Regions from separate parts of the Mus musculus genome. Here region 1 is linked to region 2. The links are chromatin loops, found by intact Hi-C in ENCODE. Cell type or tissue: heart. All regions are shown on one strand. Links, peaks and the distances in the headings refer to the core of each region. The heading gives the core; the rest is flanking DNA.

The links. A loop is a pair of places that touch in the nucleus more often than their neighbours do. Peaks named below come from ENCODE experiments on the same cell type or tissue, not always from the same donor. Only the 100,000 strongest peaks of a DNase experiment are listed, where the experiment ranks them.
Region 1: it touches region 2 in a loop (2.7-fold over the local background); 6 of 42 quality-filtered maps call a loop at or near these places.

Annotation. Positions count from the first base shown.
Region 1 is chr4:86,052,367-86,055,279 of GRCm38, reverse strand. Adamtsl1 (ADAMTS-like 1) reads right to left here and starts at 1,305. Exons shown (of 29, transcript NM_001368621.1): 1 at 1,160-1,305. The coding sequence starts at 1,222. In heart, for the core only: no CTCF peak of the experiment used is centred there; a DNase peak (open chromatin) is centred at 1,339; H3K4me3 peaks cover 1,409 bases; H3K27ac peaks cover 998 bases.
Region 2 is chr4:86,479,524-86,482,436 of GRCm38, reverse strand. The region is part of intron 2 of Saxo1 (stabilizer of axonemal microtubules 1); the gene reads left to right. Among named protein-coding and RNA genes, the nearest start is that of Gm26017, 28 kb to the left of the region's middle. In heart, for the core only: a CTCF peak has its summit at 1,345; no DNase peak of the experiment used is centred there.

The DNA of each region.
Region 1 (2,913 bases), core at 216-2,715, 430 kb after region 2:
CTTGGTGTCTGGTCACTATACCCCACTGATCCTCCCGGAGTTTTCCAATTTGTAACAAATGGTTCCCTTCTCTTCATCAAAATTCCAATGTCCATCCAATTTGTCAGAATCAAAGCAGAACAAACTAACCTTTCCCCATCAACAAAACAATGTGTCTTATACAACGGTTACACTTTTACCTTCGTCTTCTCTTTCTCTTCCTTCTGAAGTAGTTCTGGTGTGTCATAATTGTGACAGGAAGAGCTAGAGTCACGTTTCTTTGCAATCAGAGTGTGCACATTTTGGAATCAAACTTTCAGATGAGGTTTACTAAACTGCTTGCCCAGAACACTCTGGTTTAAAAGAAATGTGCATTGCTATTAATATTTTGAGTGTAGATTTTTTGGACAGTATATGTTCATTTTCTGCCCATAAAACCAAGTATGAGTCACAATGGAACATTTACTTCGAGTCAAAAATGCAATGTGTGCTGATGTTCAAGAGAAGAGCCTTATCGCTGGGGCTGGAAATCAGCAGGACAAGGAGTCCAGGGATCTCTATTTGCCTTCAGAAGTAGATCTGAGATCAAAGACTTTAATCTTCAATTCATAAACATTAGCATTAACTTGAATCCATAAATGTGTATAGTAATTATGGGTTATACTCTGGTTTGATTGTAAACAGGGCTCTCGTTCCTTCCTTTTTCACCTGGTTCAAGAGTCTTTATGTATGGAGGAAAATAATTCACACAGGCACTGGGGAAACAAGAACCAAGCAAGCTCCTCACCGCCTAGCCTTCAGAAACCCCAAAATCACCATAGTGAGTTTGATCTCAGGACATCTGTCCTCAGGATCCCATGCTAACACAGTTATTTATATAGTTTTCAGCACATAATATCTGCAGAAGAATACCCTGAATTTCAAGTCTCAATATCAGTATCATTCACTAACTCTAAAAAGTCTTTTATATTTGATTTTGCTGGGAAAGTTGGGGTTAAAGTTCTCAAAGAGTTGAGGTGTACTTTGTAAGCCATGAAAATTCTTTTACCTGGAGTTGGAAGATCATACACAGACAGACAGAAGTACACACACACACACACACACACACACACACACACACCCTCCAGCAGCACCCAGACCAAGTGGCAATAGTAACGTATTGAAATGAAAAGGCATTTACCAGGAGTAGGAAAGCCAGAACGAGCAGCGGTGTGCCAGGAGCTGCCCGACGGCAGCATTCCATACTTGGATCTTTGCCGGAATCCGAATCGGACACTGAATAAGCTGCTAAGTGCTCCTCTGCCCGCTGCTGTCACATCCAGTGCTGGGGCTCACACTCCAGCCCTGCCTATCAGCTTCCATCAGCCCCGCTCACATTTCCTGAGCGAGGGTGGGTGGGTGGATGGGTGGGGGGTAAGCTGAATGGAATCTCTCTAGAGCAGGCAGCCAGCCAATCAGACTCCTGCTAATCAGACATGCTGAATAACAAAGCGGTTGGGGGGGGGGTGCGCAGAGAAAGTGAACAGTGTGAGCAGAAAAGAGAGAAAGGGACTGAAAGGCAGGGGAGCAAGGAGCTGAGCCCGAGAAGAGGAGAGATAGATGTGCACTGGCAGAAGCGCAAAGCTCAAAGAGGAAGCAGGGCTGCGCTCTGAACAAACCTGGTTAGTGCTCTGTGAGACGCGATTCTGTTTGCCATTTGCCTAGGCTGGTGTCTGTTGCTCTGGAAAGTACAGTAGCTCCCTGTGACGGTGTATTGTTCCATTCAGGAGAGAAACTTAATCCCCGTCAATATAGAACATATGCTATAAAGGGACCAAGCCCTAGTCGGGACTGAATGTGCCCTTTAAGTGTATTCGGTGCTAGCGTTCTCTTCCTCTTCTATAAAGTGCCTTTTTATTTTCCCCTTTGAGTTTGGAAAAGAATACTATAGATGGTTTGGAAAGGTCCTAACTAAACCTAACAACGGCTTTAGTTATTTTCTGTATTGGGGTCTTGGTTTAAAAATAAAGGGCTGGCAAAACCTTTCTTTGTGGATTGACAATTTGAAACATCCAATACTTACAAGTTTAAAGGTACAATAAGACTCATTTAGAGCCCCTAGTTTAAAAGAAGCCCTTGACAAAGACTCCAGGATGAGGATGTTGAAATTTGTTGTGAAACAAGTGCTGGGTTTTGACACCTTGACAGCTTTTAATTATCTGATTTAACCCATGACAGGAAAGAAAGGCTGATTTAACCCTCACTTAACCCCAAACATTCTTCATCGGACACCTGACTCAGGCTTTCTCAGAGCTGCTATGACAAAACAACAAAATTTTGAGTGGGGTACCACCTCTTTCCTCTTCGCAGTGGAAATAGGGCCAGGCAGGTTGACCTCTGAGGTGCAATCCAGCTGTAGGAAGTACTAATGGGCTCCAGAGTGTCCGCATGGCTACGGGAAAAGGCCCGAAGATTGGGAGCCTGTTTCACTCAAATCAAGCAAAGCCTGAACGGGCCAGGAGGGTTTTTATTAATATATTAAACAAGTGTTAAGTATCCAATAAGGTTGTCTTTCCTCCTTATCAGTCCAGGAACACCATTTCGGATAAAGAATAAAGCAGTGAGCAAAGCCCCATTTCCACAGGAGAAGAGTTTCCTTGCAGATCTGTCAGCCCAGAAATACCCAGAGAAGGCAGAGGGCACTTAGAATGCATGTTCTTCCCTCTCATTATTAAAAAAACTACCTCACTGTAATAGGCGTGCGAATCCAGGCAGGTCTGCCATATACACACCTGCCTGAGGCTTTGCAAAGAGGTGGAGAAAAGCAGGTTGTTCAGCTTTGGTTATTCCTTCCATGTGGTGTATCGATCTGAGAGGAGGGTTTTTTTTTTCTTTTTTTCTTAGATATTTTCTTTATTTACATTTCAAATGCTATCCCAAAAGTAGTTCCCTATA
Region 2 (2,913 bases), core at 167-2,666:
CCTTGGTCCTGTGAAAGCCTGATGCTTAGGGGAATTTAGGGGAATGGTAGGGTGGTGAGGCTGGTGGGGGAGCACCCTCATAGAAGCAGGGGTGGGGGATCGGGATGGGATAGGGGATTTGTGGAGGGGAAACTGGGAAGGGGGAGAACATTTGAAATGTAAATAAAATAACCAATTAAAAATTATAAAATATTTTATTTTTCTTTAAAATATGGGAGATACTGGGGCATGTTTAAATACTGCCAGAAAGGAGACAGCTGGGGAAAGATAGAGATGCAGGGTAGGAGATGGTCTGTGGATGAAGAGCTCAAGCAGGTGATTTAGGGAAAGGGTGACAGTCTGCTTTGGCAAATAGGAAGCCACCCTTCACCCCCGTAAGACAGAGTCCATTTTAGCATGATTGATTCCCTGGCGGCTACTATAATACCTTTTGAAATTTGTATAAATATTCAATTATTTTTAAAAAAGTAAACTTTGTTTGGCTCCTGTGAGAATTCTCCATTCTCCACTTCCAGGCAAATGGTTTTCGTTAGCAATTCTGTAATTTCCCCTTTCCTTTTTCTCTGTTCATGCCCAACACCTTTCTTTAGCATAGCCAAATGATTTGAAATGAAGTTGCTATAACTTCCCCAGCAGGGCCACTTTAACCAGTACTTAATTCTAGTTTAACTCTTGGCTTTCCATGCTGGGTAGCTTTTATAGCTACCTACCTAAAGAAAACTTAGATCTTTGACCTTTTTTTTTTTTTTTTTTCTTTATTCAGAATCACAGCGAGGTTAAACACTCGGGAATGCACCACAGGAAGAGAGAAGCCATTGAATGTTGAAAAACAAGTGGTTAAGTTTAAGCAATTTCTGTATAGAATAAAATAACTTTTTTTTTTTCTCCATGAACTTGAAGGATGTAAGATTATGTGACACTGGGGACAGGCATTTAGGCTGCGGCTAATGATAGCTTTCGGTGAATGTTCCCAACATAAAAATCTAACGAGGAAGCCCATACATTCTGATAAAATTCATTTGCAAGCCATGGTGACTATTTTTGGGCCAGATAAAAATGGATCAAACTTCAAACTTAAAAATGATCCTTTCCCCTGAAGGTGAGAGGCTTCTCCTCCCCATAATGATTTGCCTTCTCTAGAGCTGGTAAATGAATTCAAATAAAGATGCACATTCATATCTGGATTTGAATCTTTTGTCCGGAAGGAGATTAAGTAATGAATCCATTTCCTGAACTTAGCATGTTTTGTGCGTCTGCTTCTGTCTTTGAGCAGCGACTTGAGGCTAGCCCCTGAGCTGGTGAGTTTGTGAGCATTATTGCTTAGCAGCTTTCTGAGGGTGAACAGCAGATGGAGCATTGAGCCTGCTTCAGCTGTTAGTCTGCAGGGCTGAATACCCTTGGAAAATGGCATCTTGGAGGAGAAGTAAGCTTTTTAGGGTAGTCATAGAGCTCTGGGGTGGGAGGCCTCAGCATGCAAGCTTGGACAACTAGCTTTGCTCTTCAATGATGACTTTTGGTACCTTCTGCTATACCTCAGAACTGCAGAGGGACCACAGCCTGGTTAGCCATCACTGAACATAGATAAGGTGGCCTCAAAATGCCACGTTAGTCCTGGGAGTGGAGAGAAACTTCAGCTCCTGTTAGGTATTTTCTCTCCAGAAGGTGAACTTTAGAAGGAAGATAACTCTCAGGTTAGCTGATTTTCAGATGGGGTTTTAGCCATTTTCATTGGTCCGTACAGCTCATGGAGGCTTAGTGTCTCCTAGTGTCTTGCTGCAATTGGTTGAGTTGTGAGAAGTCACAACCTTAATCTAAGAAGGTGAAAAGTGTGAACCTGACCCTTGGTTTCTTATTAGCTTCCTGTCGGCCTGTTTATTCCATAACTCCCACCTTTATAATTGACTTCCAGATGCTGGGGTCCCTCAGCGTCCCTTTGCTGTTCACCCACAGTGAGGCTGCTAGGAAGGCAGGTCAGGCTGCAGTTGTTCTTGCTACTAGGATATATTTTAAGATGTACCAAGAGGGTGTTATAGGAGTTCAGCCGAAGCATCTCCCGTTTCCCACTTGCAGTCCCAAGGAGACTAATTCTTATGCTTCCCCAGTCCTTCATCCCACCAAGCATGCTCAGGACCTGCTTTGGGTTTATGGACAACCCCGTGTATAATTCATGCAAGACAGTTTACAGTGGAGCATGTTACCCTTGCTACTCAAGCATGGCTCGGTAATGCTGCCCCAGGTTTCAGCCTGGAAATAGGTTTTATTAGTGTTTAGCCTAATGTTTCCTGTCTGGAATTCTCTCCCTTCCATTGACAGAGCTGTTTTCTCAAGTACCTTTAAGGGGAAAACTCTGCTTTTCCCTTGTCCTGTTTGGCTAAATGGGATTCAGGAAGAAGCAGTTAGTCTTTGGAGGAACTGGTCTTATGGAGAAATAAGCAGTAGAGACTGTTGCAGTGGGCAGGAATGCCCGGCTCAGCTGGGTATAGCCGGCATGATGGGCAGGTGCCACCTGGGCCTGTCACAGATGTGCAATGATTTGGGAAGGGATTACTTTGGCGAACAGTGTTCTGTCTTTTCCGTCTTACTGTTTTGTTCCTCTTTCACATAATGGGGGCACTGACAGTAGATAGCAAAGAAGTGAAGACTTTGTGCCTCGATGACATTTTTTCTCTTCTGGGTTTTCTGTAAGGCTGAGTAGAGGCGATAAATATTAGTAGAAGAAGTTTCTGAGAACACAGAGAAAGGTGAGTGTATCTGAGAAACGGGTGCTAACCGATGCCAGCCCCACATGAGGGGTTGGATGGAAGATGGGTAGGAGGTTCAGTACAGAAGACCCTTCCTTCTCAGTGAGCCCCGTGGTTGACATGTGTTATAGGTAGGGGTGGGGAATAAGTCAGGGGACGGGTGTGGGACTAC